3 separate regions of the Homo sapiens genome follow, and all the other regions are linked to region 2. A link is a loop called in an ENCODE intact Hi-C map of the cell type or tissue named here. Cell type or tissue: IMR-90. All regions are shown on one strand.

Evidence for each region. Hi-C counts contacts between places; a loop is a spot of excess contacts. Peaks named below come from ENCODE experiments on the same cell type or tissue, not always from the same donor. Only the 100,000 strongest peaks of a DNase experiment are listed, where the experiment ranks them.
Region 1: it touches region 2 in a loop (6-fold over the local background); 37 of 110 quality-filtered maps call a loop at or near these places.
Region 3: it touches region 2 in a loop (9-fold over the local background); 106 of 110 quality-filtered maps call a loop at or near these places.

Annotation. Positions count from the first base shown.
Region 1 is chr1:94,524,423-94,532,422 of GRCh38, reverse strand. It overlaps F3 (coagulation factor III, tissue factor), which reads left to right. Exons shown (of 6, transcript NM_001993.5): 5 at 1-102; 6 at 1,827-3,250. The coding sequence ends at 1,963. Among named protein-coding and RNA genes, the nearest start is that of F3, 13 kb to the left of the region's middle. In IMR-90, a CTCF peak has its summit at 4,901 (motif pointing left); DNase peaks (open chromatin) are centred at 4,762 and 6,112; H3K27ac peaks cover 152 bases.
Region 2 is chr1:95,039,804-95,047,803 of GRCh38, reverse strand. All of the region lies in intron 2 of ALG14 (ALG14 UDP-N-acetylglucosaminyltransferase subunit), which reads left to right. Among named protein-coding and RNA genes, the nearest start is that of ALG14-AS1, 18 kb to the left of the region's middle. RefSeq lists enhancers at 3,419-4,027, 4,028-4,636. In IMR-90, CTCF peaks have their summits at 4,218 (motif pointing right) and 6,035; DNase peaks (open chromatin) are centred at 4,233 and 6,053; H3K27ac peaks cover 205 bases.
Region 3 is chr1:94,850,048-94,858,047 of GRCh38, reverse strand. SLC44A3 (solute carrier family 44 member 3) reads right to left here. Exons shown (of 15, transcript NM_001114106.3): 10 at 548-713. Among named protein-coding and RNA genes, the nearest start is that of SLC44A3, 34 kb to the right of the region's middle. In IMR-90, CTCF peaks have their summits at 3,474 (motif pointing left) and 5,108 (motif pointing left); DNase peaks (open chromatin) are centred at 2,947 and 3,447; H3K4me3 peaks cover 621 bases; H3K27ac peaks cover 188 bases.

The DNA.
Region 1 (8,000 bases), 520 kb after region 2:
ACTGTTTCAGTGTTCAAGCAGTGATTCCCTCCCGAACAGTTAACCGGAAGAGTACAGACAGCCCGGTAGAGTGTATGGGCCAGGAGAAAGGGGAATTCAGAGGTGAGTGGCTCTGCCAGCCATTTGCCTGGGGGTATGGGTGCTGTGGGTGACTTCTGGAGGAGTAGCTCCACCCTCAGGGCTGGGATATACTTCCTTGGTTAAATATTCAGGAAAACAAACTGCCTGGAGGTTTTTTGTTGTTATTTGTTTGTTTTGGTTTTGATTTTGCTTTGGTACAAAAAAGATTTTGGACATTTAGAAATGTTTCTGTGTTGATTGTGCCCTTGTATTAGCAGGTGTTTTCTTGAGCACCTGTCATGTGCTAAGCCCTCTGCTGAGCACTGGATACACAAACTGTGTTTAGGATTTAGCAACAAGTCACAGATTTCCCTGGGCATTTTTTCATGCTTAAATTCTAATTCTGGGGGTGGCTTCTGGACCAGCTGCAGCAGGACACAGTAGACATTCGTGAGTACCCACTGTGGGCTGTTGCCACAGAGGCTGTAGAGTCTAACCCATCAAGGGAAGGGATTGAGTATATCAAATATACCCACATGCATGCATGTGTGTATATGGCGGACACGTGTGTGTACATGCATGTGCATATGTTGGGAGCTCAGGCCCATTGTGCGAGGAACAGTCCCTAACCGGAAGTGCTGTGGGCCTTCAGACTCTTGCAGGAAGCTGCAAGCCTGTGTGTCTCGATCCATGCCTTACAGGGAAAGTATTCTGAGTACTTCCAGTGAAGAAAAGAGTCAGGGGATATAAACGATGGCTTACGCTGGGTGTGGTGGCTCACGCCTGTAGTCCCTGCACTTTGGGAGGCCCAGACAGGCAAATCACTTGAGGTCAGGAGTTTGGGACCAGCCTGGCCAACATGGTAAAAGCCCATCTCTACTCAAAATACAAAAAGTAGCTGGGTGTGGTTGCACGTGTCTGTAGTCCCAGCTACTCAGGAGGTTGAGGCAGGAGAATTGCTTGAACCTGGGAGGCGGAGGCTGAAGTGAGCTGAGATTGGACCACTGTACTCCAGCCTGGGTGACAGAGCGAGATTCCATCTCAAAAAAAAAAAAAAAAGAAACAACGAAAAAAGAAATGATGGCTTAGCTCCATGTGAAGATGATATTTGAACATTTTAAAACACTTTAAATAAACTGTTCTCTCCTGTTTATTGCCACTGACAGGAGAGGTTTCTCTTTACCTCTGGTCCTGCACCCCTCTGAGCCATCCTACCCACAGCCTTCAGTCATTGTCCTAAAGCCTAGCTCTAATTCCACTGCCTCTCCTTTTGTGCACACACACTTCTCTGCTTCCCTGGCCGTTCTCTATCTTGGAGAGGCATTTCAAACGCCACTTCCACCAGAAGGCCTTGCTACTGCACCAACTAGTTACTATCTCTTCTTCACCCAAATCCTGGTAGCACTTTGGATCTCCCACTTTGCACTTAGGGTTCACCTTCCGTTATAATCATTGCCATCAATCTCAGCATCGTTTTTAGGCACTTCTTTCCAGCCATTGTTCTTACCTCCAACTACATATCTTTTCTGGACTGTGCATTATTCAGTTTATTAAATGCCCATTAAATGTGTTTAGCCATTGTCAATTACTCTGAAACGTTCAGGTTTTGACAAATTCTTTCCTAATGTAAGTGTGGTGGAAAGAGTGAAAGAAAGTCAAATTGCACAAAAATAGGATGGTGTAATTTGGGGTTATGCCGTCAATTTTGTCCACTGATAAATGGGATTTGAGCTCTCCAAGTTGACTAGATGCCCTTTATTTTTCAGAAATATTCTACATCATTGGAGCTGTGGTATTTGTGGTCATCATCCTTGTCATCATCCTGGCTATATCTCTACACAAGTGTAGAAAGGCAGGAGTGGGGCAGAGCTGGAAGGAGAACTCCCCACTGAATGTTTCATAAAGGAAGCACTGTTGGAGCTACTGCAAATGCTATATTGCACTGTGACCGAGAACTTTTAAGAGGATAGAATACATGGAAACGCAAATGAGTATTTCGGAGCATGAAGACCCTGGAGTTCAAAAAACTCTTGATATGACCTGTTATTACCATTAGCATTCTGGTTTTGACATCAGCATTAGTCACTTTGAAATGTAACGAATGGTACTACAACCAATTCCAAGTTTTAATTTTTAACACCATGGCACCTTTTGCACATAACATGCTTTAGATTATATATTCCGCACTCAAGGAGTAACCAGGTCGTCCAAGCAAAAACAAATGGGAAAATGTCTTAAAAAATCCTGGGTGGACTTTTGAAAAGCTTTTTTTTTTTTTTTTTTTTTTTTGAGACGGAGTCTTGCTCTGTTGCCCAGGCTGGAGTGCAGTAGCACGATCTCGGCTCACTGCACCCTCCGTCTCTCGGGTTCAAGCAATTGTCTGCCTCAGCCTCCCGAGTAGCTGGGATTACAGGTGCGCACTACCACGCCAAGCTAATTTTTGTATTTTTTAGTAGAGATGGGGTTTCACCATCTTGGCCAGGCTGGTCTTGAATTCCTGACCTCAGGTGATCCACCCACCTTGGCCTCCCAAAGTGCTAGTATTATGGGCGTGAACCACCATGCCCAGCCGAAAAGCTTTTGAGGGGCTGACTTCAATCCATGTAGGAAAGTAAAATGGAAGGAAATTGGGTGCATTTCTAGGACTTTTCTAACATATGTCTATAATATAGTGTTTAGGTTCTTTTTTTTTTCAGGAATACATTTGGAAATTCAAAACAATTGGCAAACTTTGTATTAATGTGTTAAGTGCAGGAGACATTGGTATTCTGGGCACCTTCCTAATATGCTTTACAATCTGCACTTTAACTGACTTAAGTGGCATTAAACATTTGAGAGCTAACTATATTTTTATAAGACTACTATACAAACTACAGAGTTTATGATTTAAGGTACTTAAAGCTTCTATGGTTGACATTGTATATATAATTTTTTAAAAAGGTTTTCTATATGGGGATTTTCTATTTATGTAGGTAATATTGTTCTATTTGTATATATTGAGATAATTTATTTAATATACTTTAAATAAAGGTGACTGGGAATTGTTACTGTTGTACTTATTCTATCTTCCATTTATTATTTATGTACAATTTGGTGTTTGTATTAGCTCTACTACAGTAAATGACTGTAAAATTGTCAGTGGCTTACAACAACGTATCTTTTTCGCTTATAATACATTTTGGTGACTGTAGGCTGACTGCACTTCTTCTCAATGTTTTCTCATTCTAGGATGCAAACCAATGGAGAAGCCCCTAATTAGATCAGGGCAGAGGGAAAAACAAAAAACTGGTAGAAACCGGCAACCACAGCTTCAAGCTTTAAGCCCATCTCCTACACTTCTGCTCTGTAGGTGCCCATTGTCACTTCTGTTCACATGCTACTGTCCCAAGCAAGTGACCAAGCCTGACAATACTTTGTCTACTGGAGTCACTGCAAGGCACATGACGGGGCAGGGATGTCGTCTTACAGGGAAGAGAAAAGATAATGCTCTCTACTGCAGACTTGGAGAGATTTCTTCCCATTGGCAGTAGTTTGACTAATTGGAGATGAGAAAAAAAGAAACATTCTTGGGATGATTGTATTGAAACAAAATTAGGTAAAAGGACAATATAGGATAGGGAGAGATATAAGTGGAATGAGATCTCTAGAGTCCATTAAAAGCAAGCTAGATTGAGAGCTCTTGGAGGGCAGGGACTGGGCCTAGCTCATGGTTTACAGCTCTTGAGGGTGACTGCACAGTGGACTCAGTCAGTCATGGCTGAGTTGAGTTGGCTTTATTATCTCTAGAATGTAGTTCTCCATTCAAATGCAAAACAGCCTTATTCTCTCAACTGTAGTAAAAGAGGATTCTAACTAGAGATGAAAAAGGTTCTTGGCACCTACTGGGCCACAAGACTGCTTTTGCTTCCCACTGTGGAAGGGGGCACTGTTATCTAGGAAAAACATCCAGATGGCACACCTACTCAGAAGTGGTTCCACAAAGAAATTGAGCAAGCATTCAGATGAGCAGCCTCAGCTCACTATCTAGCTGTTAATAAATTTTAAGTCCGTTTTGTTCCTTTGCACCAAAGAAATTGAACAATGTCAATAAAATTCCAAACATGAACTGTTTTATGTAACACCACATCCTAAGGAAGAATGCCTGAAACAAACCTTTGATGTCCTCATAAAAATGATAGCCATTTTGGAGAAATTATGGAAAACAGACCAGTGGTTGGTTTATTTGGTTGGTTTTGTTTATTATTACTTTTTTTTGGCCATCAACACAGAGGCTAGAGAGGTTGAATCTTGCACTGTTGTAGTGTTTTGTTATACAGAGAAAAGGGATGTATTTGCAGCAGAGTCAACAAAAAAGAAACTGGCATGGGGGCACATCCTCAAGGTGCTTCAACCTTTATCTCAAATTCCTGCTCACATGGGGCTACCTGGGACAAAGAGCTTAGTGCATTACATGAGGAGGCAGAACAAGCTACAGCAGAAGGTGCCTAACCAGATATTTCCCTGCCAGGATTAATTATAGCATTATGTAATTTCTTGGCCTCATTATCTAAGGAATTTGAATTATTCCACTAAGGAAAATACTGGCAGATAGAAAACAGGTCTGGGTACTAATGAGGAATCTGGCTGATCACAAGGAAGGGATTCATTATGGACTGGAATGAGGCTGAACTGCAATAATCAGAAAGCTTCCACACAGCAAATGTTAACCACTCCCTACTTTGCCACATCCCTCTGAATTGCTGAGACCTAACAGCCGATACTAAAAATCAGCACTGTGATTGACACTGGGGCAGAAACCATACCAAAGACTGTTGGCTGCAATCCAGAAACTGTTGCCCTCCAGTGGACCAAATTATACTTCATTACTTGACCAGTAATGTACCCCATAGAGCTAATTGTTAGTTAACCAAACTATCATGCATTCTTTGTTTTGTTTTGTGAGACAGTCTGGCTTTGTCTCCAGGCTGGAGTGCAGTGGTGAGATCTCGGCTCACTGCAACCTCTGCCTCCCAGGTTCAAGCGATTCTCGTGCCTCAGCCTTCTGAGTAGCTGGGATTACAGGTGTGAGCCACCATCCCTGGCTAATTTTTGTATTTTTAGTAGAGATAGGGTTTTGCCATGTTGGCAAACTCCTGACTTCAAGTGATCCACCCACCTCGGCCTCCCAAAGTGCTGAGATTATAGGCGTGAGCCACCATGCCCAGCCCTTTCATGCGTTCTAAAGATATTTTTCCAATCTTAAATTATTAACTGAATTTGGCTTACATATAAGAAACTAATACTCATGAAATCCAAAGACATTTTAGCTTAATTTCAGCTGATGGCTTATAATCTAAGGAACTGCCCCTTAAACAATTATCTCTATTCATCAAATGGTGAATAAACTCGTTCCCAAATGCTCTTTTTACCTGTTCTAGGACATGTGTACTTAATTGTGTGATTTTCCTCCAATAGTTGCTTGGAAGGTTTATTACTGTTATGACATCCTCCGACTTTCGTTCAGATACTTAGAATGAATGCTTATGCTCTCCTTTCCCATAGCCCTTGCTTTTCGACTGTGATCTAGGTGATTCCAGCTTTGCCAGTCAGCACATTCCTTCTTCATGGCTGCAAAAATTGGTTTAGAGGTAGGCATGTGACCTAACCAAGACTAAGAGGAGTGTATATCAAGGCTTTTTTCTGGGAATGGCAGGATGCTCTTTCTTGATGAACATAGTGAAGAGACGTAGCCACAAGAGCTGCTGGCAGCAGTCTTGAGACCACAAAGGGAGCCAGCTTTACATGGAGCTGACATATTGGAGAGCAGTGCAGAGCAATTGTAAAAAGTGAAGTCTTTGCTTTTCATTCCTTTGGCAAGACCTTTGAATTTCACATTTGTTTCACATGTGTTTGTAACCACTCTTTGAGACATGTTATAGATGACTGCTTAAAAAAAAAGAAAAAAGAAGTGAAGTCTTTGGTGACAGCACCAAGCTGCTAGATCAAGCCTTGCTCAAAGTCCCAACCCATGGACTTTTCACTGGACATTATCTGACTAATTGTTTAAGCGAGCTGAGTCAGGTTTTCTGTTCCTTGCAGTCAAAAGCACCCTATCATGTTGTATAAGCGCTGACCATCAAATATAAACACAAAGAGAAGGTCCCTAGAATGTGAACTTATAGTGTAAAATAACATTTCATTTTCATGCCTTTTCAATTACTTAATGACACTGCCCCCTAAAATTATCCCCTCATTCCAGCCGTATAAATCTCTCCCGTATTATTTGATCATTCCTAGCAGAAGATAAACATCCTGTATTATTTTCTACCTTATAAAAAACAAGTTTCCTTTGATCCCTGGAATCCCTCATCTGGATTTTCTCCTTAACTTCCTATTCCCTCTTGGACACCATCTTCTTTCCAACTTCTAAATATTGGATTAACTTAGTGCTTGAACTAAGATAATTAGTTCTCATTAGTTCTCCCATTCTCTATCAATAATCACTCTCTAGGTAATATATTCAAGTCCATGGCTCTATCATGCCAGATGCCCATAATATCTAGATGCTGATGACTCCCAAATACGTGTCACAGCCTCCAACCTCTTTTCTGAACTCCAGAGCTGCACTGTTGATCCAAATACTTACACAAACTCTCTCCTTGGATAGCTAACAGGCATCTTAATCTCAACACATGCAAAGAGAATCTTTAATTTCTCCCAAACCCAAAACCTGTTTTTCCCCTAGTCTTTCCCATTTTAAGAAACAGCCACCATTGGCTCAGGCCAAAACTTCTTGGTGTTATCATTGACTTATCTTTCTTCTCCCATGCCACATTCAATCCATCAGCAAAGCCTGCTATCTCTACCTTTAAAATACACCCCAATTCCAAAGGTCACCTCCTCTGCTCTCCCTCTACTTCAAGCCATTCTCCTGTCTCACTGGAAGACTGCAATAGCCTCCTGGCTAGCCTCCTGTTCCCACAGTTACTCCCCTACAGTCTATTTTCCTCGCAACACCTAAGTAACCCTTTTACAAGTAATAAATTATGTTTTAATGGGTATTGTTGTCAACTCTATGCTCATAGGGTTCTATGAGCAATTTTATAATGTGTCAATTTGGCTAATCCGGAACTATGTTTCCCAGAGTTATGGTCCCTGTATGGTTCTAGATTATAGTTAACTGAAAGAGATATTTTCACAAGATTTGGACAGGAGAAGTGAAGTGGCAGCCATTTGGTCATCATGGTTAGAGGTGGCGAGAGACAAATGCAGGGATGCTCCCAGATTCTAGCTTGCCCTGGCTCTCCCTGACTCTGTGACTCTATTTCTAACTCAATTCTCATTCTGCTGACCATTAGGGACCCCAGGCCCCACACTGGATCTAGAGCAATCTTCCACCAGCTCTCCTTCACCAGCTCTCTCTCTCTCAAAGTCCAAGGAGGAAATGACCATATTCTTCTGTGGGGATCCACAAAGTCTTCAAAGATGAGGTGGATGTGAAGGAAGGAATGATCCTTCCTTCTACAGACCCACCGGCTTCCAGAGAAGAGCACCCAATGGATGAGGACCAAAAGGCTGCTCAGTGCAGGCCAGTGCATGCACCAGGAGCCTCCTGTCCAGCCTTTCACCGTTTAGTGCAACTTCCTACTCCAGAGCCACGAGACTTCATGACTTCCCATACACGAGGCCCCATAGTGGTACAAATAGAAGAACAGAGTCCACGGACACAATAGTAGTATTTTTCATTTCTCTAACACGTGGTTTTTTTATTTAGGCTTCCTTTCCACCAGATGATAGAAACCATCCAAAGCAATTTGGTGACTCCCTCTGGGTTACCTACCTTTCCACTGGAGTTGTGTTCAAGTGCACATCCCGCCACCACTGTAACTGCCCTCTAGATCCCTCCACTTCCCCTCTAACCTCTCCCTCCAGCTTGGAAAGTCCTTTTCAAGTCTGAGAGT
Region 2 (8,000 bases):
CTTGCTATGTTGCCCAGGCTGGTCTTGAACTCCTGGTCTCAAGCAATTCTCCTACCTGAGCTTCCCGAAGCTCTGGGATTACAGGCGTGACTCACCATGCCTGGCCTGTTGGTTTCTTAATTTTAAAACTTTGGACAATACAGAAATATGCAAAAAAACAGGCCAGGCACTGTGGCTCACACCTGTAATCCCAGCACTTTGGGAGGCCAAGGCGGGCAGATCAGCTGAGGTCAGGAGTTCAAAACCAGCCTGGCCAACATGGTGAAACCCCGTGTCTACCAAAAATACAAAAATTAGCTGGGCGTGGTGGTGGGCGCCTGTAATCCCAGTTACTTGGGAGGCTGAGGCCAGGAGAATCACTTGAACCAGGAGGCAGAGGTTGCAGTGAGCCGAGATCACGCCACTGCACTCCAACCTGGGTGACAAGAGCGAAACTCCATCTAAAAAAAAATAAATAAATATACAAAGTAAACAGTGAAAGTTTCCTGTCACTATCCCAGTTCCACTCTCTAGAAGTAACCACTGTACCAGTTTGAGTTATATCCTGCCAGTGCTTTTTTTCCCCTTCTGTTACATGTATACATATAACAAAGTATGAATTATATATACACACATACATATAACCCTAGAGACAGTGTTGGGTGTTTTTTGGAAGGAGCAGGTTATGGCTAGTTTATAAATCACATCCTATATATTGTCTGCAACTTTTAAAAAAAATTTAATTCTGTACCTTGATAACTTTCCATGTTGGTTCATACAGGCATGTCGTTATGTTATGTTATGTTATGTTATGTTATGTTATGTTATGTTATGTTATGTTATGTTATGTTTTTTTGTGAGACAGGGTTTCACTCTGTCGCCCAGGCTGGAGTGCAGTGCAGCAATCTCAGGTTGCCCAGGCTGGTCTCGAACTTCTGGGCTCAAGCTATCCACCCACCTCAGCCTCCCAAAGTGTTGAGATTACAGGCGTAAGCCACTGCGCCTAGACTGCTTTTTACTTTAAAATGATTGTAAACTATAGTATTGTTATACCATTTCCTATCATTTTCAGTTTTTCACTAAATGCTGTAGTATTATTTTATTCTGTAAGTTATTTTAAAAAGTACATTTTATACACATTCTGCAAGCACTTTTATAACTTTCCAATTTTACTGCAATAAATATGGGAAATAAAGAAGCCCAAATTAAATAACTTGCTGACATTAAAGGGCTTGTCAACCCTTGCCCACTCTAGCATTCTGCTAGATCAGCAGTCCTCAACCTTTTTGGCACCAGGGACCAGGTTCATGGAAGACGGTTTTTCCACAGATGGTGGAGGATGGTTTCAGGATGAAACTGTTTCACCTCAGATCATCAGGCGTTAGTTAGATTCTCTTAAGGAGTGCACAGCCTAGATCCCTTGCATGCACAGTTCACAATAGGGTTCGCACTTCTAAGAGAATCTGATGCTGCTGCTGATCTGATAGGAGGCAGAGCTCAGGTGGTAATGCTGGCTCACCTGCCACTCACCTGCTGCCGTGCAGCCCGGTTCCTAACAGGCCACAGACTGCTACTGATTCACAGCCTGATGGTTGGAGACTCCTGTGCTAGATTGTTGATTGAATTCCTATTCTGAAGTACACCTAGAAGTTAGGAGTATAAATATATGGTGTAGAAACCAGTGTAATAGATATTCCAAACTATTTTTGTTGTGGCCACTATGCCCTCTATTCATATTTTTCAATAATTTACTCAAGCCAGCAATACTGAGTATACTGAGTATATACTAATAGAATTAGTATAATAATATAATACTAATTAGTATAATAATATAATACTAATTCTATTAGTATACTATTCTATTAGTATACTAATTATTAGTATACTATTCTATTAGTATACTAATTATTAGTATACCATTCTATTAGTATATTAATTCTATTACTATGCCATTCTATTAGTATACTAATTCTATTAGTATGCCATTCTATTAGTATATTAATTCTATTAGTATGCCATTCTATTAGTATACTAATTCTATTAGTATGCCATTCTATTAGTATATAGTATGCTAATTCTATTAGTATATAGTATGCTAATTCTATTAGTATATAGTATGCTAATTCTATTAGTATATAGTATGCTAATTCTATTAGTATACCATTCTGTTAGTATACTATTATACTAATTCTATTAATATACTAATACAGTATGCTAATACTATACAATTAGTATACTAATACAATGTATACATTGCAGTACATTTGCAATGTATATGCAAACTCTACACATACTACTGATTTGGACTCTAGTCTTCTTTAAATCACATTGATATCCCTGGCTGTCCACATTTAGCTTCCTAAAACACTGCTTTGCACAAATAACCTATTATTCCAACATTGTCAATGGTTTCCTTAAAATGAAAAAGTATACTTGGAGCCAAAAGCCAATGTCCATTACATTCTTTCTCTCTAAAATCAGAACCAAAAGAAGAGTATCTGCCATTAGTCATACTGTGTTTTGTTTTGGCCCTCCACCTAAGTCGAAATAAGAGGTATAAACATTGAAAAAGAAGAAATAAAGTAATATATGCTATAAATAATTATATCTAGAAACAAAATCAACAAAAGACTATCAAGTAATACAAGTTCAGAAAAGTATCAGATTCAAGCCAAATATGCAAAACTCAATCACTTCCTTATATGCTAGCTTTAACTGTTAGAAAAATAATGAAGAAAGAGACCTAAAATATTAAACACTGGGAAAGGAGCTTGAATAAAAGGAAATGATCAATATGGGCCCAATAGTGAAATCTTATTGAGACATTAAATATGGTAAAAATAAATACAGAAGCATGTTCCTGATGTTTAAAAACTTAACAAAGATTTTCAGTTTTCCCAAATTTATAATGCAGTAGGTGTCAGAATCCTAATGCTTTTTTTAAAAAAAAAATACTTTGTTTATTCAGCAATAAATATTTGCTTTCCATTTGCCAGGCAATATTATAGATAGTTGGGATACACAAGTGAACAAAAAACACAAAAAAATGTCTGCCATCATGGAGCTCACTCCACTTGACCTGGATGAGAAGACAGTAATACCAGACATAGTGAAGAAGAAAATAGTAAAGTCTGTTAGAAGGTGATCAGTGCTGTGGGGGCAGATTGCACAGGGATGGGGAACTGGGAATTTTGATGGGGTGGAAAAGTTGTGATTGCTCTTAGGACCTTGAAGGCGATGGGGACTCCTGAGAGAAGAGTGTTTCAAGCAGAGGGAAAAGTCTCTGGAAAAGCCATAGAGAGGAATATTCCTGGATGTTGGTGCAATAGCAGGTAATCCTGGTCCCTGGAGGAGAGTGAGTGGAAGGAGAGACACTGAAGAGGAGATGGGAGGAGTGGGCAAAGACCAGATAATTTAGGACCTTGTAAGCCCTTTTAAAAACTTCCTCTCTTAATCTGAGGAAAATAGAGACCTGTTGGAAAGTTTTGCTTGGAGGAGTGACACAATCATACTGTTTTACACAGGTCACTCGTGTGGCTGTGTTACAAATACACCAAAAGCAAAACCAAGGAAATCAGTTAGGAGGTTGTTGCAGAAATCCCAGCAAGAGATAATGTGGCTTGCATCAGGAGGGCCAGGAGTAAGGGAAAATAGTTGGATTCTGGATGTTTTTGAAAGTGGAGTTAACAGAATTTCATGGCAGAAAACAGAGGAATCAAACATGACTACAAAGCTGTTCTGAGCAATTGTAAGAATGGGATTGCCATCACCAACCCTGGGATGTCTGAAAGGGGAGCATCCCGATCTCCAAGGGTCTTTAAAGTGTTGCCTAGAGGAACCTGGAAACTCCCTGGGATTTAGAGGGACTTCCCAGAACCACTTTGCACAGATTCAAAACCGTTTCCTAAACTCTACACACTTGTGCACTCTCTCTCCCTCCTTCCCTGTCTCCCTTCCTCCCTCATTCCCTTCTCCCTCTCCCCTCCTTCTCTCTCTTCTTCCTCTCCTCTCTCTTCAACCCTCTCTTTCTCTCTCCTCTCTCCCCCTCCTCGCTCCTTCTCCTTTCCTTCTACTTCTTTTCCTTCTCCTCTCTACCTTCCTCTTTCCTCTCCTTCCCCTAAAAGGTCCTTGAAGCTTCAGAAATGGACCAGGCGGGCCCCTCCAAGTGTTGAAGGACTTATATTTTCTTTCCTCTGCAATGTCACTCCCTCATCCTGCCACCAGGTGGCAGTGCACTGCTGATCATTTAGCCGCTGACCTGCACTAGTTCTCAGTAGAGGCGGTAGAGAGCTGAACATAGAGCCTGCAGTCGGCCTTTTAATGCCTCATTCTTTAATGTGAAGTAGGGCTTCTCATCCTCGTCACTATTGACATTTTGGGACAGACAAATCTTCATTGTAGGGGAATGTCCTGTGTGTTACAGGATGTTAGCAGCATCCCTGGCCTTTATCCACCAGATGCCAAGAGTGCTCCCCCAACCCCCACCACCAGTTATGGCAACCCAAAATGTCTCCAGACCTTATAACGTGTGTATGGGGGGCCTCCCCTCCCATCGCCCTTGAGAATCAGTAGTTGAATCAACATCTACAGAATATCAGACATTTGAGGAAAGCCTCTAAAGAGAAAACTAACGAAAGGAACTAGAGAAAAGGGCATTTCAGTGGCAGTGGGGAGTTTAAACGAAAACAATTATGTTCGAAGAAATGAGAGGGCATTATTTCATTAAAACAAGAATGAGACCTATTTTTTAAAAAACTAAGAACAAAAAAAACCCCTTGGCTATTAAAATTTTGATTTCAGCAATAAAAATTCAATGAAAGATTGGAAGATCACATTGAAGAACTCAAGAAAAAGATTAAAAGCATAAGGAAAACGTAAAAAACAGTAGAGAAAGGCAAGAAAATTAGACAACCAAACTGGATGTTGCAAGTCCATTATTCAGAAGGAACAAGGAAATGGGAAAAGTTCAAAATGAAACAAAATTATGACCCAGGGAAATTTCCAAAACAGAAGGACCCGACTTTTAAAATAAAAGGACTATCCTGAGTCCAGTGAAAGTGTAGTCACAAGACACGTCATGTACAGTTTCAGAACTAACGATGAAGAGAAGATACTAAAAACTTCCAGAAAGAACAAGAAAAGGAATCACATTTGAGGTTTCAGAAGTACAGTGGAGCAGTGTCTCAAATGGATTCCTCATGTACCCTCCCACAGAGGGTGTGCCCCACCAAAACAAGGGGCACCCAAAAGGGAGACTCAGTTCCAGGGATCTGGGCCTCAGTCCAGGAGAGAAGGGAAGGGAATTCTCAGGACAGCAGTGAAGGGAGTTCCAGTGTGAAGACTTCATAGGTGGTCCTAGAGAACAAACAGTTGGGAACAGAGCAAAGTGACAGAGAACTCCAGAAGACATGGTGCCAAGAAAGTAACAGGAATGATAAATAACGCGAAGAGTCTGACGAAACTGAGAAGACCAGAAGAACTTTCAAACTGTGTGTATGTGTGTGTGTGTGTGTGTGTGTATGTTTAAATCAAAGATAAGCAAAGGACAATGAGTGCTTTGAATGCAGAGGAGGGAGAGATCTCTGTGAGATAGAGTGTTGGGGTGGGGGCTTCTTCAAAAGAGTAGGGAGATATTGGTTGATTTTTGGTTTTGTCTTTGAATATTTTTCTGTATTTTCTAAAGTTACAATTAGAAAACAGCTATTTTTTAGAAACAAAACTAAGAAGAGATACAAGCCCCAGTGGGAGTAAAAACCTACTAATATGAAATATTTATTTTTTTATAAATATCTAAATAAATATTTTCTACAGAAATAATCCAAACACATACCACAAGCACCAATATTTTGAGGCTCATATCCTTTTATTTTGGAAGTACAAAAGTTTTGCTGCTAGTGTAATAAATAGGGATTCTTTTGGTTTGCATTCTTTTTTTGGTTTTGCATTTTCTGTTTATATAAGAATCAGTGGCAGTTTGGTGGTTGCAGGATTTATCAACCAGCTCTTCTAAAATTAACATGACATTCTTCCACTGAACACCACCTACTGTTTTCCACAAGGTGGGGTGCTAACTTCGCACAGTGGACTGAGACTGTGTACAGCTTGCTGAGATGTCTACATTGAGTGTATTTGTTGTTACTTTCCACAGTTCCTAAGCAGTTCTTTTTTCCCTTTCTTTTTTTTTCTTTCTTTCTTTTTTTTTTTTTTTAAAGAGACGGGGTCTCACTGTCTGCCCAGGCTGGGGTGCAGTGGTGCAATCATAGCTCACTGCATCTTTGAATTCCTGGGCTCAAGCAGTCCTGCCTCAGCCTCCCAAGTAACTGGAACTACAGGTAAGGCCCATCACACCCAGCTAATTTTTTAATTTTTGTTTTTGTAAAGATGGGGTCTTGCTGTGTTGCCTACGCTAGTCTCCTTCTGCCTTGGCCTCCCAATCAGTTCTGAAAGAAATGTTTGTAACTGTATAGTTTAAACTGTGGGGTTTTATTTAAGTTTGTCAACTGTAATGTATATTACAACTGGTGGCTTAACATAGTTATGGTTTTGAGTGTGTATAATGTATATGTGCACTTTTCCTCATTCATATGGACCTTAACTTACTGAATTATAGGTAAAGGTAAAAAAAAATCTCTAATTTGAAAGGAGGCCGGTCTAAATGAGCAAAATATTTGAATAAGAAAATATTTGTAATTTACTGCAAATAGAGATTCTGATGTGGCCATTTCAGTGAATAGATTCTTATTTTTGAAATAGTATATCAGGTAGATATATACATGCTTTTAAAGTATTTTAAACAGCTTAATCTCTTAAATTCCTCCCCAAATCTCAATTATTCCTTCCTCTATCTCTAGACCTAAAGCCAGTCAGGTTAAACTTTCTTTAAATCATGTTCTGAACAGATGAAATTAAAATAGCTGTGAATAACATAGTGCCGTTATTTCAACCTTGTGGTAATTTAACCAATTTCCCAGTGCCAGTTAAATTTGTATTGTATGGGATTCTTACAACATGAAGAGCAGTAACATTTTATAATATAGTACTGTTGTTTCTCCATTTCAAAGCAAATTTATGGCATTCTAATCACCAATGTTTGGTTTTAAAAACATAAATAGCACAATTAAAAAAAAAATCTATACCTTTGAGTACAAACATACAATTTATTTTGTGCTGTTATAAAATCAGGACATGGCCTGTTTTGGAATTCCCTACGTCCTTCCTTTTGTACAAATGGAGGCTGTTAGATCCTTCCAGCCTTTAGGCCCAAGGAAATAATTCTGGTAGTTGCAGTCACACCACGGACAGCATAATTCTAAGCTCTGCATGTGGCCAGGCTGTGACTAGAGATGTACTTACAGTTTTAGTCAGGTTTGACCAAGCAGGTGAGCATGGCAAGGAAGTAAAAGGGAAACAATGGGTGCCGAGGGATACTCCCTTGTCCTTCAAATACCTGGTAGATGCTCACTTTATGGTGCTTATGAAATGTCATGAAGCAACATATGAGTAAGGGAGCTGTGGGTCCTGCTAATAACCAGCTCTGTCACCTTGTGTGAATCAACCCCTCTGGGCCTTAGTCTTCTACTGTGAAATAAGGAGGCCTGGCTGAGATTAGGAATCTTATTTATTTATTTATTTATTTATTTATTTATTTATTTTGAGACAGGGTCTCACTCTGTCACCCAGGCTGGAGTGCAGTGGTTCAATCTTGGCTCACTACAACCTCTTCCTCCCAGGCTTAAGCTATCCACCCACCTCAACCTCCCCAGTAGTTGGGACCACAGGTGCGAGCCACCACACCTGGCTAATATTGTATTTTTTGTAGAGATAGGGTTTTGCCGTGTTGCCCAGCCTGGTCTTGAACTCCTGAGGTCAAGTGATCCGCCCACCTCGGCCTCCCAAAGTGTTGAGATTACAGGCGTGAGTCACTGCACCCGGCAGAGATCTCACACCTGGCTTTCAAGTCTGACTTGTCAACGTCAAGCGAGGCTTCTGCTCCAGGCTGTGTTTCTCCAGGGCCTGTCAGC
Region 3 (8,000 bases), 190 kb after region 2:
GAGGTCAAGAGATCAAGACCATCCTGGCCAACATGGTGAAACCCTGTCTCTACTAAAAATACAAAAATCAGCCGAGTGTGATGGCGCATGCCTTTAGTCCCAGCTACTTGGGAGGCTGAGGCAGAAGAATCGCTCGAACCCAGGAGGCGGAGCTTGCAGTGAGCCAAGATCGCGCCACTGCACTCCAGCCTGGATGACAGAGCAAGACTCCATCTCAAAAAAAAAAAAAAAAAAAAAAGGCTACTCCATAGGCAGAGCAGCCCCTTTTTATCTTTCAAGTCTAAGCAATATGATCTCTTTTCTGTTTGTCTTCTTTCTAAATTTTCTAGCTTAAAGTAAAAAGGTTGGAAATGTGACAGATTTAGGGTGTAATATTTCTTCTCACCACCAAATGAGAATACAGCCCAAATTTTAGCTTACTCTTTTATTCTTGCCAACTTCTTTTAAGGGGCTAGGTCAACATTCCCAAATATCTTTTGAGATATTAACATGAAGCACATAGATAAACCACATAGACAAACCAATAGAAAAAAAACACTGGACCTACCTGTTGAAATAACAAGTAACCACTGCCCCAGCTATAGTCATTTGCTGGCACGCAAGGATGAATTCACTAGTCCAGATGAGGCCAATTAAATGGTACGACCACATGTACCGAATGCCCGAAAGGGGCTTATATTCCACTTGGCCGCCTTCCATAACCTGGGCAGCTCCTAAAGTTTCAAACACAAACATGCTTTACACCAATGTTTTCCTAAGCATGAACCATGGTTCAACAAGCCATGTTTCTTTATGCTTGGCCTTTGGCATTACATAAAACAAATGCCAAAATCAAGTACCCACCATAATTTAAAATATACAAAAATCAAAATCAAAAACACACATTTAACTTCTAAATAACACCAACGGTGATAATTACAGTGACCATTGGTAGGCAATTTCCAAGACACCTGACATATGCTATAATACTCATCCCACTTTGTGGATGTGAAAACTGAGGTTTAGAAGAGGCAAGTAGGCTGGGTGTGGTGGCTCATGCCTGTAATCCCAGCACTTTTGGAGGCTGAGGTGGGCGGATCACCTGAGGTCAGGAGTTCAAGACCAGCCTGATCAACATGGTGAAAGTCCACCTCTACTAAAAATACAAAAATTAGCCAAGCATGGTCGCAGGCACCTGTAGTTCCAGCTATTCGGAAGGCTGAGACAGGAGAATCTCTTGAACCTGGGAGGCGAGGGTAGGAGTGAGCCGAGATCACGCCACTGCACTCCAGCCTGGGTGACAGAGCAAGATTCCAGTCTCCAAAAAAAAAGAAGAAGAAGAAGAGGCAAGTAACTTTTGTAAAGTCTCAGAGCTCAAAATTAGTAGAAGGAGAATATAAACCTAAACACATGGGACTCTAAAAATCCGTAGTTTTCCTACCATATGACTTTGTGATGCAAACCAAACTCAGCACGTTGATGAAACCACACAAAGCTTTTAGTATCACATTATAGAATCCTACTTCACCAAAAATTTAAACTTTATAAAAGAGACAAGGGTCTTTGTTATCTCAAAAGGATCTATTTCAGATTTCATTTCAAGAGCAAACTCTCTTAGCACATTTAAAATATCTACTGGGCCTCAGTGTTAACCTTCCCAGGTTCAGATCCCAGCTTTACCCCTTTGTGGGTAACCCTGGACAAGTTATTTGGCTTCCTGGAGTTTTAGATTCCTTATCTGGAATACCTGGAGGAGTTTTAGATTCCTTATCTAGAATACCTATTTCCTGGTGGTATTTTGAGCACGGAGTGAGAGTACTTGGAAAGTACTTGGTATAGTGCCCAACCCATAGACATATCGCGCCATAAGTGATAATGGTTTATTACTATCATTAAATTTCAGGAGCACAGTACTACTTTCAACTGAGGCCAGCAAGGTCACCGTAACAACTTTTTGCCATTCACGTGGCTATACCCTGCTTTCTTTTCTCTCCTCTAAAGAAGTCCTTGAATTAGCTCTGCTGGTAAATCCACTGGTAAATCCAAATTTACTCTGCTGGTAAATCCACTGGTAAATTCACTGGTAAATCCAAATCCCAGCTTTGTGGCTGCATATGATTTCTAGATCTTTTCCCACTATGGATTTTAAAACAACTACTACTGGGAAGAAGATGCATGCTCTGGTCTTTGGTGAAACCTATAGCTTGAAGAACATTTAGAGATTGTTTCATATTTCCTGCCATAGCTATAAATTGACTTTAGGCTCGTCATTCAGGAGTCCTTAGATATTCACAGTAGGGTCTGTGTGAAGGAAAGGGGAGGATATCCGTGCTGTAGATCAAAAACTGATTCCACTGACTAAGGCTGATCTTAATTCCCAAGCTCTATGTTCTGCTGAACAAGAATTACATTGTAAGAAACAGTGGAACAGCTTGATTTATAGAGAGGTTAATGTTTTATGAATGCTGGGCTCACTTTGGCTTGGAGGCAATCTCTGTTTTGGGTAAGGCATGGATAAATGCCTATGGTTTTCTAAGATGGGGTGATTCAGGGCATGCTTCAGGAAACATTCCCAATTCCAGAGGAGGTGGCCCCTCCCAAACAGAATGCCTGTTAGGTAGATGAGGTCAGTGGACTCTGAGAACCACTCTGGAATATGAGAAGTGCTCTGAGCCAGGGAAGAAGTACCTGCTCCTCCTACAAGGCCCAGCAGTATCAGCGACAGATTATGCTTTTGCAAAACTAGGTTTACAATATCACGAATAGTTTGCGGGCGGAGAATATTTCCACAGAACAGGAAGGATGATTTCTTCAGACAGACAAAGGTAAGTATGTCCTACAGGACCTGGACGCTAATGGGGGCCAGACTCTCCTCTCAGCTGCCCTGTGCTGTCAAGTGCACATATACGCACACCTCCCAACCTGGCACAGTCAGCGGTGGGAGCAGCTGAAGTGATGAGTCAAGATCCGCTTAGACATTATTTGGCATTCCCCCAAAGAATGGCATTTGGCACTCCCCAAAGAAGCAGAACCTGCAAGTTATTTTTGAGTGATCACTATTGTTTCTGAACATCCTTATCAAAGCCATCTTCTATTTGTTCCTGGGGCTGTTTAGGACTTTCCTTTAGGGCAGGGTTTCTCACCGACATTGTGGACCAGATCTTCGCTGGGGCTGGGGCTGGGGCTGGGGCTGTCCTGCGCACTGGAGGGTGTTAGCAACAAGCCTCGCCTCTCTACACAGATGCCAGGAAGCTCTCCCTCCCCTCCCACAGCCACGACAACCCAAAAATGTGTCCACACATTGCCAAATGCCATATCAGGGGCAAAAAGTCACCGGGGGGCGCGGGGGGCTTGAGAACCATTGGTTTAGACAAACGTTCAGGGGCGCTCTGGCTTCAGGGCGAAAGCCGGGAAACAGGTTGGATCTAGCTCGGAGTCTGCGGTTGCAGAGCCTGTGGGTGGGGTAGACGTGCTTAGGCACACATGACTGCCCTCTCCTGGATGGCTGTGTGAATGCAGGCAAGATCCCCTCATCACATGACAGTTGCTTTGTCTCTATGGACTGGGCACTACAGCTACTATCATGGGTAGCTAATGGGTGTTAATGGGAGGTAGACTATGGGTAGATCCCAAGATATGACAGATCTCAGGGGATGGTGGTGGGAAGAGCACTGAATTGTGAGAAGGCTTGGTTCCAGGCTCAGCTTTGAAATGTGTGACAAACAATGTGGGCCACAGCTCTCTGATGGTGAAGAAGAGAGTAGGCAAGATGAACTTGGGACAGTGATTACTGGCTTGGGCTTGAGAGTCACACAGGCTGAGAGTCACATCTCTGCACTGTCCCCTAAGCAACCTCCTGCAAATAGTGGGACTTTTTTTGAAATCTGCTTCATCACTTGAAATCGGAGAATGGTAATACCTACTTCTCACACCCTTGGTGATCTCGTCCTGTCTTGTGGCTTTTAGTGCAATACACATAGCTGTTATGAGTTAAGTATAATAAACAGGTAAGGCTCTTAGAATAGTAAGTGCAATAGGGTCAGCTACAGTGAGTGCCACACAGGGTTAGCTATAAATGAGATATAGGTAGATAGAATTCCAATTCTGAAATTAACTTAAACATTTATTGAGCATCTACTCCATGCTGGTATTATGCTGGACCTCAGCTATTAGGCGGAACAATAAATGAGGCAAAAAAAAAAAAAATCAGAGAGAGGATACCATCTGAGTTACTATCAGAAACTTACATGCTCCCATATTGGTCCATTTGTTTCCCCTTCTTCTGCCCAACTGTTTTATAAATTCCCCCTTCAACCTTCAAGAGCTTCCTTCCCATCCTCACTCTCAGCCCATGATCTTACCTCCTGTTTCACTGAGAAAACTGATGCAATCAGAAAACCTCTGCTAGTGCTGACCACCTCACACCTAACCTGCTATCAACACGGGTCCATAATCTGAGTCCTCTCCCAGAACATGATATTAATAAATGGCCCATGATCCTATGGCCACACTTCACCAGATCCCATTCTTTCTAACCTGTGTGAACATAACTCTTCAATAATTTTCACCCTCTTCATCAAAATCTTTCTCTCTATTGAATCATTCGCAACTATCTCCCATCTTTAAGAAAAATCTACTGTGGACTCTTTCCTCTTCCAGCTTCCTCTCCATTTCTGTTCCTTTTAACAGTGAAATTCCTCAAGATTGTCTATACTTACTCTTTCCAATTCTTTTCCTCCCACTTTCTCTTCACCTACTCCAATCATGATTATTCAGTGGTCAATCCTCAGTTCTTCCTTTAGCGGCAGCACTTGCCACACTGGACCGCGCACATCTCTGTGAAACCCTTCACCTGCATTCCAGGGCCCCACACTCCACCCCTTCTCCTTCGACCCACTGGTCACTCCCTTTCAGTCTTCTCTGTTTGTTCTCCCTCATCTCCCGGGCATCCTGAAGTGCCTCAAAGCACAGTCCTTGGATTTCTTCCCTTCTCTATCTACATTCATTCTAATCTCATGGTTTTAAATACTATTAATATGTTCCCAAGTTCCTAAATGTGAATCCCAGCCAGGACCTCCTCCACTAACTTCAGACTCAGATAGCTAACTGCCTACTTGACATCTCCATCTGGTGGTCTAAAAGACATTTCAATTAAAGCAACTAAAAATTAATTTCTGATCTACCCCTAAAATGCTATACTCAAATTCTTGCCCCATATATCAGTTTATGGCAAAGTTATCTTCCAGTTGCTCAGGCCAAAATCCCTCAGAGTCTTCTCCAACTCCTCTTTCTTTCATGTAACCAGAAAATCCAATTTGCTCTACCTTCAAAATAGATGCAGAATCTAATATGTCATGCCACTTCCAACATTATGACCTATTCCAAGCCACCATCCTCTTCTTACTGAATCACTGCTATTAAAATGTAGTCAGGTCAAGATTTTATTCTGCTTAAAATCCTGTAAAGACTTCTTCCCAATTCAGGTTAGAAGCCAAAGTTCCTACAAAGGCCAGAAAGGCCCCAGGATCTGACTGTGTGCACCCTGACTCCCCTCTGAACCAAGCTCTCCCTCGCCCACTCCACTCTCGCTGAATAGGCTTCCCTTGCTGTGCCCTAGAACTCCAGCCTCTTGCCAGCCTCTGTGCCTGGGATGTTTCCCCTTGCTTTAGATGGTCTTATGGCTCTGCACTCACCTACTTCAAATCTTTCTGCATCATCACCTTCTCAGTGAGGCACCCCTGATCGTCAAATTTAAAATGACACCCTGCCCCCTCATGCATTTCCTATTTGTCCTTTCTGCTTAATTTTTCTCCATGCCACTTATCAACTTTTAAAGTACTATAACATTGACTGACTTACTTTATTTAAAGCCTGTCTCCTTCTACCCTCCAAATTGGAAGAAAAGCTGTATCTCCAGCATTTTTAATAGGGTCTGACACACAGTAAATATTCAATAAATATTTGTTGATTGAATGAATGAATGGATATATCTTCCTCAAGTAATATATTCTATTAAAGAGATTTGGAGACAATTTTCTAGAGATCTTCCTTGAGAGCATCAAAATAATCTGAAAGATATTCATAGTGCAGTTAGCTGTAAGTCTGGATATTATTAGCAAGCTTTAAAGCATTTCAAAAGACTAAGGTGATATAATGATTGTTATAGATGGCAGTTCCTTATGGAAGGCAGTCCAGCTGGTCAGGATAATTCCCCAAGGGAAGCAGGCCTAATTTGGAGGGGTTCTACTTTCCAGCACATTCTGTGCACTTGGCCTTGTCCAGCAAACTGGCCCAAGAGTCCTGCCAGCCCCAGCCTGCTGACATTCATCCTGCCTGTGTCTCCCACTGGCTTCAGCTTCGGCTCTGGCAGCATGAGGATTAGGAAAAAAGAGAGGAAAATCTCATTGACAGGCAGCCTGCAATATATGAGTTCTTCATGTATCCATCTCATTTCACAACCATGACACTGATGTGATGTTATTCCCTGGGTCAGCACCCCTAACTGAATCCATTCAGGTAGGGAACTGAGCTAAGAGACACAGAAAGAAAAAGGCATGGTCCTGGCCCTCACGTGTTCTTCCTCTTGTGGGATGACAATACATCTTGCTTTATTGTTCATAGCATTTATCACTAAGGGATGCATATTTCCTTATTCACTGCCTCTATGCCCACCCAGTAGAATGTCAGGCCTGGAGAGCAGAACTGCTGTCTTGTTCACTGCTGTATCTCAAGTACCCAGGGCATGTAGTGTGACTCCAGGGCTGACAGGGCAGGCATGAGATAAATAGTTGTTGAAAGAATGAAGAATATAAAATATGCAAGGAAAAAAATGGAGGAGAAATATCTAAGTATGGCTGAGAAATTTATAGGAGATTTTCCAAGAATAATAATACTCAAACCAATCTTGAAGAATGACTAGTTTGGGGAAGCAGTTTAGGGGGAGAGTTGGGGTGAGAGTTGGGCAGGGGAGGGGATTCTAGAGGAAGATCCCAGCAGGAGCAAAGGTATGGGGATGTGCATGGAGACTGCTTTCCTTTGCACCTTCCCAAAGGGACCAGGAACTTCTGAAATGCAGGAGCTGTTTCAACTCTCTCCCGTGCAACCTCCCTTTACTCTTTTCCTAGAACAAGACTGGGCCACTAGCAGGCTTTTGCAAAATAACTTCAATTATCTTCTAGATCTCTGAAAACTTAAAAAAAAGACAATTTTCTTCTAAATTGTGTTATTGAATGTGCCAGAGAAAGCAAAGAATAAACTACAGAGCTGAAGGTACTAGATGTTCCTTGGTCAACATTAATTCCTAACATAAAAAATACATATGGTCCCTTATTTGCAAAGCAAAGCTCTTGTCTCATCTCAGCCTCCTAACATCCTTGTGAGGCAACCTTACATCAGTTTTCCATTGCAAAAATGGCAAAAAGGAAGCAGAGGCAGAGCCAGCCTGGGTTCCAGGTCATTTGATGGGAAACCTATGGAAAACTCTCTGTCTGACCCTGCTGCCTCCTTTCCAAGCTCACCCCTTTGTGTATCCCAAGTACACGGTGTATGCTGTGTGCAGTCCTGTGATTAAATCTTCTAACTGCAGCACAGACCTCGCGGGAAGTCCACTCCCTGCCAAAATCCAATATGGTTCTCTTCTATTGTACAGACTCTGGAGCTTCCAGACCACCTTAATGAACACTGGAGGTGACCAGGTCATCTGAGCTCTTTCCAACCTACCAGATTACCAAGGTTACCACAGTTTTCACTTTTTCCTATTGGATTTTAGTAATTACTGTCTTATTGCTGGTACCAGACAAATCCCAATGGACTACTAAATGTCATTGTTGGGTGGTGCAAGATGGGGGCTTGATATGACCTGCTGAAAAAAAATCCCCAAACAAGTCAGAATTTGTCAACTAGTCAAAAGAATGATTAACAGTCATTAGAAAAATAGCCCATCTGGGCAAAAATGATCAACCCAAGTTCACTCCTATTTTTTTTAATGCAGTAAAAAATAGTATTCATTCAACCATCTGACA